2 separate regions of the Homo sapiens genome follow, and region 1 is linked to region 2. A link is an interaction called in ENCODE POLR2A ChIA-PET data of the cell type or tissue named here. Cell type or tissue: CD4-positive, alpha-beta T cell. All regions are shown on one strand.

Region 1 (5,000 bases), 59 kb before region 2:
GTCTGGGTGACAAGAGCAAAACTCCATCTCCAAAAAAGAAAAAAAAAGACTAGAATAGACTAGAAGCCAGGCTACATCAGGACCATGAGGGACCACCAGGACCACCAGCGCTGACCCACCCCACAATCACACAAATGTCGAAGGGCCCGGTTGGGGTTGGAATCCAGGGCTGCCCCAGGGACTTCACACAACCACTTCTAGGCACAGGGAGGTTCCAGCACCCGCCTTCCTGATGGTGGAAGAACCCTGTTCAGGAAGCTCCCCATGGCAGTGCTGGCTTCTCTCTGCCCTCATTATCTATTCTCTATAATCAATTTTAATCAGAATAGATGGCTGGGAGGATCGCCTGAGGCCAGGATTTTGAGACCAGCCTAGGCAACAGAGTGAGATCCTGTCTCTACAAAAAAAATTTTTTAAAATCCGCCAGGCGTGGTGGCTCACGTCTGTAATCCCAGCACTTTGGGAGGCCGAGGAGGGTGGATCACGAGGTCAGGAAATCGAGACCATCCTGGCCAACATGGTGAAACCCCGTCTCTACTAAAAATACAAAAATTAGCTGAGCGTGGTGGCACGCCTATAGTCCCAGCTACTCGGGAGACTGGGGCAGGAGAATCACTTGAACCCGGGAGGCGGAGGTCGCAGTGAGCCGAGATCATGCCACTGCACTTCAGCCTGGCGACAGAGCAAGACTCCGTCTTAAACAAACAAAAAAATTAGCCGGACATGGTGCGGCATGCCTGTAGTCCCAGCTACTTGCAAGGGTAAACTGGGAGGATCACTTGAGCCTGGGAGTTTGAGGCTGCAGTGAGCTATGATTACAGCACTGTGCTTCAGCCTGGACGACAGAACAAAACCCTGTCTCAAAAAAAAAAAAAAAAAAAAGTAGACAACATTTTTTTTTTTTTTTTGAGACAGAATCTTGCTGTGTCTCCCAGGCTTGAGTGCGGTGGCGCAGTCTCCGCTCACTGCAACCACCTCCCAGGTTCAAGCAAGTCTCATGCCTCACCCTCCTGAGTAGCTGGGATTACAGGTGCATACCACCATGCCCGGCTAATTTTTGTATTTTTAGTAGAGATGGAGTTTCACCATGTTGGTCGGGCTGGTCTTGAACTCCTGACTTCAGGTGATCCACCCACTTCAGTCTCCCAAAGTCCTGGGATTACAGGTGTGAGCCACAGCGCCCAGCCAACAATAGACAACACTTCTGTAGTATTGTGTTAAGAATTTCATGCATATCAGCTGAGGCCCAGAGAGGCTGAGTAATTTATCTGAGGCCACACAGCATTCAATCCCAGGACATCTGCATATGTTCTCTTCATTGGGGGCCACACAGGCTCCTGCTAGCGGTGGTTGGTAACCACCGTCATGGACTGGGCTTCTAGTGCCCACCACCCACCACTGCCTGCCTCCTCTGGGGCCCGCGTTGGGGCACTTACCGTGGCTGGCGAGGCACGGGTGGTGTGAGAGTAAGACTGGCTGGCACTGCCCAGCATGTAGCCGCCTTGGATCACGTAGGTGCCTGCTCCGCTGCCGCCGCCTCCGGTGCTGCCACTGCCACCCCCGCCACCGCCTCCCCCGCCGCCGCCGCCACCACCACTGCCACCACCTCCGCTGCTGTTGCTGGCCCCAGCCCCAGTGCTGGTGGAGCTGGCGACGACCTGGCTGCCGGACACGTACATGGGCATGGAGCCACTGCTGGCCACCGCCTGGGAGGTGGCGGGGGTGCTGACCTGGGTGGCCGTGCCTGCGGCCTCGTAGTAGCTGGTGCTTGCCGTCTGCGTGTACAGCGGCGTCTCGGGATAGGAGTAGGTGCTGGAACGGCTGGGAAAGAGGCAAAGCCAAGGGAGAGTCAGGGGGATGAGAACTGGGGGGCCGAGGGGCATGACTGTGCAGGAAGGGGGGTCCTAGGAGGGGACTGGGGAAGCAGCAGCTCCCCTGCAGCAAGGAGCAGATCCTAGCATTCATCTACAACGGACTGGGTACCATCCTGAGTGCTTGATGGGCAGTATTTCATATAATCATCAGCTGGGCATGGTGGCTCCTGCCTGTAATTCCAGCACTTTGGGAAGCAGAGGCAGGAGGATCGTTGAAGGCCAGGAGTTCAAGACTAGCCTGGGCCACATAGTGAAAACCCATCTCTACAAAAAATATGAAGATTAGCCAGGCATGCTGGTGCACACCTGCAATCCCAGCTACTTGGGAGGCTGAGGCAGGAAGATCCCTTGAGTCCAGGAGTTCAAGGTTGTAGTGAGCTATAACCATACTACCACTGCAGCAAAGCCTAGGTGACAGTGAGACTCTGGCTTTTTATTTTTGTTATTTTATTTATTTATTTACTTATTGAGACAGAGTCTTGCTCTGTCACCCAGGCTAGAGTGCAGTGTCGCAATCTTGGCTCACTGCAACCTCCGCCTCCTGGGTTCAAGCTATCCTCCTGCCTCAGCCTCCCAAGGAGCTGGGAATACAGGGCTCACCACCACACCAGGTTAATTTTTGTATTTTTTTAGTACAGTTGGTGTTCCACCATGTTGGCCAGGCTGGTCTCGAACTTCTGACCTCAAGTGATCCACCCGCCTCAGTCTCCCACAGTCCTGGGATTACAGGCATGAGCCACCACACCTGGCCGACCCTGTCTTTTTAATTAAAAAAAAAAAAAAATACCGAAGGGTTAGGGAACTTGGAATGCTACACACTTCATTAAAAAAATAAAATTGGCAAGTACTTCGAGTGCCTACTGTGTGCTAGGCACTGTTTCACACACTTTGGACACAGCAATGGACAAGAATGAAAAGCCCCGGCCCCCGGAACCGTCTAGTTGGGGAGACAGGCAAGAAGCCACGTGCAAAGGTAAATGAGAGATCATAACAGAAGGTGATCAGGCAGTGAGTGAAGCAGGAAGGGGGTGGGGCTAGAGAAGGCGATGCTGTGATTGGAAGGGACTAGAGAAGGCGACGCTGTGATTGGAGAAGACCATCAGGAATGCAGATATGTTTCCCCTGAGCCAAGCTACCTATCCCAGGCTGGGGAAGCCTCTCTCCTTCAGATATCGCGTGACGGGATGGGCACCGGTGACACAGGCTTGAGGCTGCAAATCGTCACAAGTATACAAGTATAAAAACCACCAGGGGTTCAACCTCAAGGGGCTGTTAAACAAAAGATGATGGAATCCTATGCAGGGGTGAAAGAGAAGGAGGCAAGGCTTGTCGTCCCCCGAAAGAACAAGCTCCAGAACCTAACACCGGGCAGATAAGAGGCAGAGAAGAGTGGGGACCGTGTGACCGAACAATAGGGAAGAATGCGTTGCATGTGGCATGCGTGTCTGTCATCTGTGGGCATGGAGGGCTCCGTCGAGGGGGACAGGCAGGGGGCACCTCTCACCATCTCGCTAAACATCGTTGGACATAGTTTTGATCTTTGAACTCTTTCAATGTACTAGTGATTAAAAACATAGCATTAGGCCAGGTGCAGTGTAATCACACCTGTAATCCCAGCACTTTGGGAGGACGAGGCGGGTGGATCACTTGAGGTCAGGAGTTCGAGACCAGCCTGGCCAACATAGTGAAACCGTCTCTACTAAAAATACAAAAATTAGCCAGGCATGGTGGCAGGCGCCTGTAGTCCCAGCTACTCAGGAGGCTGGGGCAGGAGGATCACTTGAACCTGGGAGGTGGAGGCTGTAGTGAGCTGAGATCATGCCACTGCACTCCAGCCTGGGTGACAGAGTGAAACTCCACCTCAAAAAAAAAAAAAAAAAGGGAGGGGGGCAGGGGCAGGCACGGTGGCTCACACCTGTAACCCCAGCACTCTGGGAGGCCAAGGCGGGTGGATCACCTGAGGTCAGGAGTTCAAGACCAGCCTGGCCAACATGATGAAACCCTCTCTCTACTGAAAATACAAAAAGTTAGCCGGGTGTGGTGGTGGGCGCCTGTAATCCCAACTACTCGGGAGACTGAGGCAGGAGAATCGCAGGAGAACCACCCTGAAGGTGGAGGTTGCAGTGAGCCAAGATTGCACCATTGCACTCCAGCTGTGCAACAAGAGGGAAACTCTATCTCAAAAAAAAAAAAAAAAATTAAACATCCAGAAAGACAGTGTGGTCAGTCAAGAGGTGGCCTGGCTCAGACTCTGAAGGTGGCAGGGGAGGGAGCCGCACAGGCCCGAGTGGTTGTGGGTGAACAAAGAGAGGGAGTTGAGGGGGACAGTGGAAGGAGATATGGAAGCATGGTCTTTGTCACACATCAGGTCCAGCTCTCGATCTCTCTGTCCTGCCCTATGTCTACCACACAAAGTGACACCAAGAGCACATGACCTGAGCAAGAGCCCCTACTTCTCCAAGGCGGGGGCCACAGCCTGCTCACTCCTGCACACCCAGCATGCAATGTGTGCTGCAAAAAGGTTGCTTTGGTAGATGGTTGCTGAATGACTGAATAAATGAATGTGTGCAGCTCTGGATGCCCCCCAGAACAGGACCAGGGATGGAGGCCCAGGGGCTGTGGCTTTGGCCAGGGTGGGGATAGGGCTGGCAAAGGGTCGGGAACTCGCAGTAATTCACTCAGAGGGAGAGACAGAAGGGGTGGGCAGCTGACAGCAGGAGTGGCCCCCAACAACTTCTCGTAGCAGAAAAACCCGATAGCAACGATGAACTAGGTGCAATCACACACACTATGATCACTGAGAGAGGAATTCAGACAGAAGCAAAGGAGAGACAGGAGAGACGCTACCAGGGATGGCAGCAGGAACCCTTGGACACCGTGTTCCTCTTTGCAATGCCCTGTCTGGCCCCTGCCAGCTTGGCTCAACCACACAGTGAAAAGATTAGCAGCACTGGAAAGAAACAAATGGAACTGTGAGGTAGCCGGACGCCGGGGACCAAGCCTCACGATTTAGATGCCTGGACCAGGCCCACTGGGGTCGGTCAGAGCATCATGACCCTAGGACTAAGTCGATCCATGAGCTAACCAATCCCAGCATTGTCCCCAGAAGAACAAGTGGCAGGGATG
Region 2 (5,000 bases):
TTATTATTATTTTTGAGACAGGGTCTTGCTCTGTTGCCCAGACTGGAGTGCAGTGGTGTGATCACAGCTCACTGCAGCTTCAACCTCTTGGGCTCAAGCAATTCTCCTGCCTCAGCCTCCTGAGTAGCTGGGACTACAGGCTTGTGCCAACATGTCTAACTTTTTATTATTTGTAGAGACAGGGTAGTGCTGTGTTGTCCAGGCTGTTCTTGAACTCCTGGTTCTGGTGATCCTCCAGCATGTGCCCCTGGAAGTGCTGGGATTACAGGTGTGAGACACCGTGCCCGGACTCAATAGTCATTTTTGAGTGCTCATCATGTTCCAGACATTGTTCTAAGTTTTTTTTTTTAATGAATATTAACTCCTTATAAAACTTGAGAAGGTTGGAGTAATTATTTTTTTCCACTTTGCAGAAAAGAACATTGAGGCTCCAAGAAGTAAATTTACTTGCTCACGATTAGAGAAGCTGGATTCATGCTCAGTCAGCCCAGCTCCCAAATGTACCAGGTCCTCAATTAATAAAGAGTAAGGAGAAATAAATGACAGGGCTGGGTGCGGTGGCTCACGCCTGTAATCCCAGCACTTTGGGTGGCTGAGGTGGGCACATCACTTGAGGTCAGGAGTTTGCGACCAGCCTGAACAACATGGTGAACCCCATCTCTATAACAATACAAAAATCAGCCAGGCCTGCTGGCAGACACCTGTAATCCCACCTACTCTGGCAGAGCCAGAATTTGAACCCAGGACTGGGTGGAATAAAAACTCTGAACTATGTCTATGACTGTTGTCACAAGATCAGAGCTAGACTGGCCAGGAGCCATGACTGTGGGTGCAGCAGCAGCTGAGCCCTGATCACTAACTCTGTTCATCTTTTGCAGGAGATACCTTCCCGGATGCAGATGCTGATGAAGACAGTCTGGCAGGCGAGCTGGATGAGGCCATGGGGTCCAGCGAGTGGCTGGCCCTGACCAAGTCACCCCAGGCCTTTTACAGGGGGCGACCCAGCTGGCAAGGAACCCCTGGGGTTCTTCGGGGCAGCCGAGATGTCCTGGCTGGCCTTTCCAGCAGCTGCTGCAAGTGGGGGTGTAGCAAAAGTGAAATCAGTAGCCTTTGCTAGTTTGAGGGCTGGGCAGCCGTGGGCACCAGGACCAATGCCCCAGTCCTGCCATCCACTCAACTAGTGTCTGGCTGGGCACCTGTCTTTCGAGCCTCACACATTCATTCATTCATCTACAAGTCACAGAGGCACTGTGGGCTCAGGCACAGTCTCCCGACACCACCTATCCAACCCTGCCCTTTGACCAGCCTATCATGACCCTGGCCCCTAAGGAAGCTGTGCCCCTGCCTGGTCAAGTGGGGACCCCCCCATCCTGACCCCTGACCTCTCCCCAGCCCTAACCATGCGTTTGCCTGGCCTACACACTCCACTGCCACAACTGGGTCCCTACTCTACCTAGGCTGGCCACACAGAGACCCCTGCCCCCTTCCCAGTCCAAACTGTGGCCATTGTCCCCTGACCAGCTAAAATCAAGCCTCTGTCTCAGTCCAGCCTTTGCACGCACGCTTCCTTTGCCCTGCTTTCCATCCCCTCTCCCTCCAACTCCCCTGCCAGAGTTCCAAGGCTGTGGACCCCAGAGAAGGTGGCAGGTGGCCCCCCTAGGAGAGCTCTGGGCACATTCGAATCTTCCCAAACTCCAATAATAAAAATTCGAAGACTTTGGCAGAGAGTGTGTGTGTGTGTGTATGGTTGTTGGGCGTAGGACAGGTTTCGGGGATGCGCGGTACGCGGTACCACCCCTCGGAGGCCCCCACCCCCAGACGCCCAGGCCGCCTCCCCACTCCCCCTCAAGCAGCCCCAGCCGGGGACTTTCCGTCGCGGGGAAGGGGCGGGGACCCTGAGCGAAAGGTGCGGAGGCGGCCTGCCGGGGTGGTTCGGCTTCCCGTTGCCGCCTCGGGCGCTGTACCCAGAGCTCGAAGAGGAGCAGCGCGGCCGCGCGGACCCGGCAAGGCTGGGCCGGACTCGGGGCTCCCGAGGGACGCCATGCGGGGAGGCAGGGGCGCCCCTTTCTGGCTGTGGCCGCTGCCCAAGCTGGCGCTGCTGCCTCTGTTGTGGGTGCTTTTCCAGCGGACGCGTCCCCAGGGTGAGTGCTGGAGGGAGCTCGTGTCCCGGGCGCTGCCGCTGCGCTCCCCGCGAAGGCGCCAGTGCTCCAGGATAAGCCACGCGTATGCAGAGCGAACGGTAGAGGTGCAGGCGCCACTCGGCTCCTCCCGGGGCAGGGACCCGGCGACACTGGGGAATGGGCGGCAGCGAGGTCGAACCGGAGCCCCGGGGCGGGGTGGGGGAGCTCTCTGGGTGGTTAACAGGATGTGGCGAGCACAGGGAAAGGGGGGGTTTGCACGGAGCCCGGGCAGGGGTGCCTAGCGCCTCCCTTCCTGCTGCTCATTTCCCTAAGCCCCCCCACCTTGCAATTGTCAGAAGTCCAAGTTCTGGGGTGTGCAGGCGGAAGGGGGGGATTCGACCCCCTTTCCTGAGACCCTCTGACTCCCTCTCCAGGCAGCGCCGGGCCACTGCAGTGCTACGGAGTTGGACCCTTGGGCGACTTGAACTGCTCGTGGGAGCCTCTTGGGGACCTGGGAGCCCCCTCCGAGTTACACCTCCAGAGCCAAAAGTAGTGAGTACAGGGAGGTGACGTGGGGAAACAGGCTTTGGAGGTGGCCGCTCAGGCCCCAGGCTGCTTTGGTTGAAAGGTTCCAGGAGTCAAGCCTGGCCAACATGGTGAAACCCTGTCTATACTAAAAATACAAAAAAAAAAAAAAAAAAAAAATTACCCAGGGGTGGTGGCGCGCGCCTGTAGTCCCTGATACTCAGGAGGCTGAGACAGGAGAATCGCTTGAACCCGGGAGGCGGAGGTTGCAGTAAGCCCAGATCTCGCCACTGCACTCCAGCCTGGGGGACAGAGGGAGACTCTGTCTCAAAAAAAAAAAAAAAAAAAAAGAAAAGAAAAGAAAAGAAAGTCCCAGGAGTCTGCCCCCCTCCCCCAATACTCCTCCACTCCTTCAATTCTAGCTTCCCTCGTTTCTTTGCTGTGTCACCCTGGGCAAGTCACTTTCCCTCTTTGAGTCTCCTTTTCATTTCTCTATTAAATAGCAATCATAGGGCCAGGAGAGGTGGTTTGCACCTGTCATCCCAGCATTTTGGGAGGCCGAGGCGGGAGGATCGCTTGAGCCCAGGAGGAGTTCAGAGTTTTAGAGAGCCCGTCACTTTTTTTTTTTTTTTTTTTTGAAACGGAGTTTCACTCTTGTTGCCCAGGCTGGAATGCAATGGTGTGGTCTCGGCTCACTGCAACCTCCACCTCCTGGGTTCAAGCGATTCTCCTGCCTCAGCCTCCAGAGTAGCTGGGATTACAGGCATGTGCCACCATGCCTGGCTAATTTTTGTATTTTTAGTAGAGGGGGGAGGTTTCACCATGTTGGCCAGGCTGGTCTTGAACTCCTGACCTCAGGTGATCCACCCGCCTCAGCCTCCCAAAGTTCTGGGATTACAGGTGTGAGCCACCGTGCCTGGCCGAGAGCCCGTCTCTTAAAAATATAAAATATAATATAAATAAAGGGAAATAGGCCAGGCGCAGTGGTTCACACCTATAATCCCAGCACTTTGAGAGGCCGAGGTGGGCAGATTACTTGAGGTCAGGAGTTCAAGACCAGCTGTAGTAATTCCAGCTACTCGGGAGGCTGAGGTGGGAGGATCACTTGAACCCAGGAGGCAGAGGTTGCGGTGAGCTAAGATCGTGCCATTGCACTCCAGCCTGGGTGACAGAGTGAGACTCTGTCTCAAAAAAATTTTAAAAAATAAAAGCTGGCGTGGTGGCTCACGCCTATAATCTCAGCACTTTGGGAGGCCGAGGCGGGCAGATCACGAGGTCAGGAGTTCGAGACCAGCCTGACCAACATGGTGAAACCCTGTCTCCACTAAAAATACAAAGATTAGCCGATGTGGTGGTGCATGCCTGTAATCCCAGTTACTCAGGAGGCTGAGGCAGGAGAATTGCTTGAACCCAGGAAGTGGAGGTTGCAGTGAGCTGAGATCGCACCACTGCACTCCAGCCTGGCCGACAGAGCGAGACTCCATCTCAAAAACACTAAAAATAAAAAATAAAAAAGGGAAATAATAACAGAACCTGCCTCCGAAGGTTAAGTCTGAGGATTCAAAGAGTTAGGTGCTTGGCAAGGAGAAAGTTGCTTCATAATGTGAACCTGGTTTTTATTGCTGTGTGACATTAGGCAAGTCACTTAACCTCTCTGAGCATGTTAAAAGATTATTCAGTGTGGTGCTGGGGATGCTGCAGTGAAAGAGGTAGACAGAAAGCCCTGCCCACAGTCCAAGGACTCCATGTGTTTCTTCATGATGAATCATACCTGGAAACTCATAATTTCAAATTGGGCTAAGTGAGGGAAGAGGAAAAGAGTCAATGAAAGATAAGAATGGGAGACAGAGGTCCTGGATTTTTTTTTCTTTTTAATATTAATGGTTAAAATACACACAACAGGCCCTACACGGTGGCTCACGCCTGTAATCCCAGCACTTTGGGAGGCCGAGACAGGCAGATCACCTGAGGTCAGGAGTTGCAGACCAGCCTGGCCAACATGGTGAAACTCCGTCTCTACTAAAAATACAAAAATTAGCCAGGCGTGGTGGCACATGCCTGTAGCCCCAGCTATTTGGGAGTCTGAGGCAGGAGAATCGCTGGAACTCGGGAGGCAGAGGTTGGAGTGAGCCAAGATCGCGCCACTGTACTCCAGCCTGGGTGACAGAGCAAGACTCTGTCTAAAAAAAAAAAAAGGCCGGGCGCGGTGGCTCAAGCCTGTAATCCTAGCACTTTGGGAGGCCGAGGCGGTGGATCATGAGGTCAGGAGATCGAGACCATCCTGGCTAACACGGTGAAACCCCGTCTCTACTAAAAATACAAAAAAATTAGCTGGGCGTGGTGGCTGGCGCCTGT

Evidence for each region. ChIA-PET counts read pairs that join two places held together with the same protein. Peaks named below come from ENCODE experiments on the same cell type or tissue, not always from the same donor. Only the 100,000 strongest peaks of a DNase experiment are listed, where the experiment ranks them.
Region 1: POLR2A ChIA-PET joins it to region 2 with 10 read pairs; 16 of 35 experiments call an interaction of 5 or more read pairs at or near these places.

Annotation. Positions count from the first base shown.
Region 1 is chr19:13,971,307-13,976,306 of GRCh38, forward strand. It overlaps RFX1 (regulatory factor X1), which reads right to left. Exons shown (of 21, transcript NM_002918.5): 9 at 1,437-1,821. Among named protein-coding and RNA genes, the nearest start is that of DCAF15, 21 kb to the left of the region's middle. In CD4-positive, alpha-beta T cell, no CTCF peak of the experiment used is centred here; a DNase peak (open chromatin) is centred at 2,915.
Region 2 is chr19:14,029,832-14,034,831 of GRCh38, forward strand. It overlaps RLN3 (relaxin 3), which reads left to right. Exons shown (of 2, transcript NM_080864.4): 2 at 879-1,720. The coding sequence ends at 1,117. IL27RA (interleukin 27 receptor subunit alpha) reads left to right here and starts at 1,931. Exons shown (of 14, transcript NM_004843.4): 1 at 1,931-2,141; 2 at 2,555-2,672. The coding sequence starts at 2,042. RefSeq lists silencers at 1,710-1,839, 1,910-1,959, 1,970-2,089, 2,100-2,149. In CD4-positive, alpha-beta T cell, no CTCF peak of the experiment used is centred here; DNase peaks (open chromatin) are centred at 1,890 and 2,400; H3K4me3 peaks cover 2,555 bases; H3K27ac peaks cover 2,413 bases.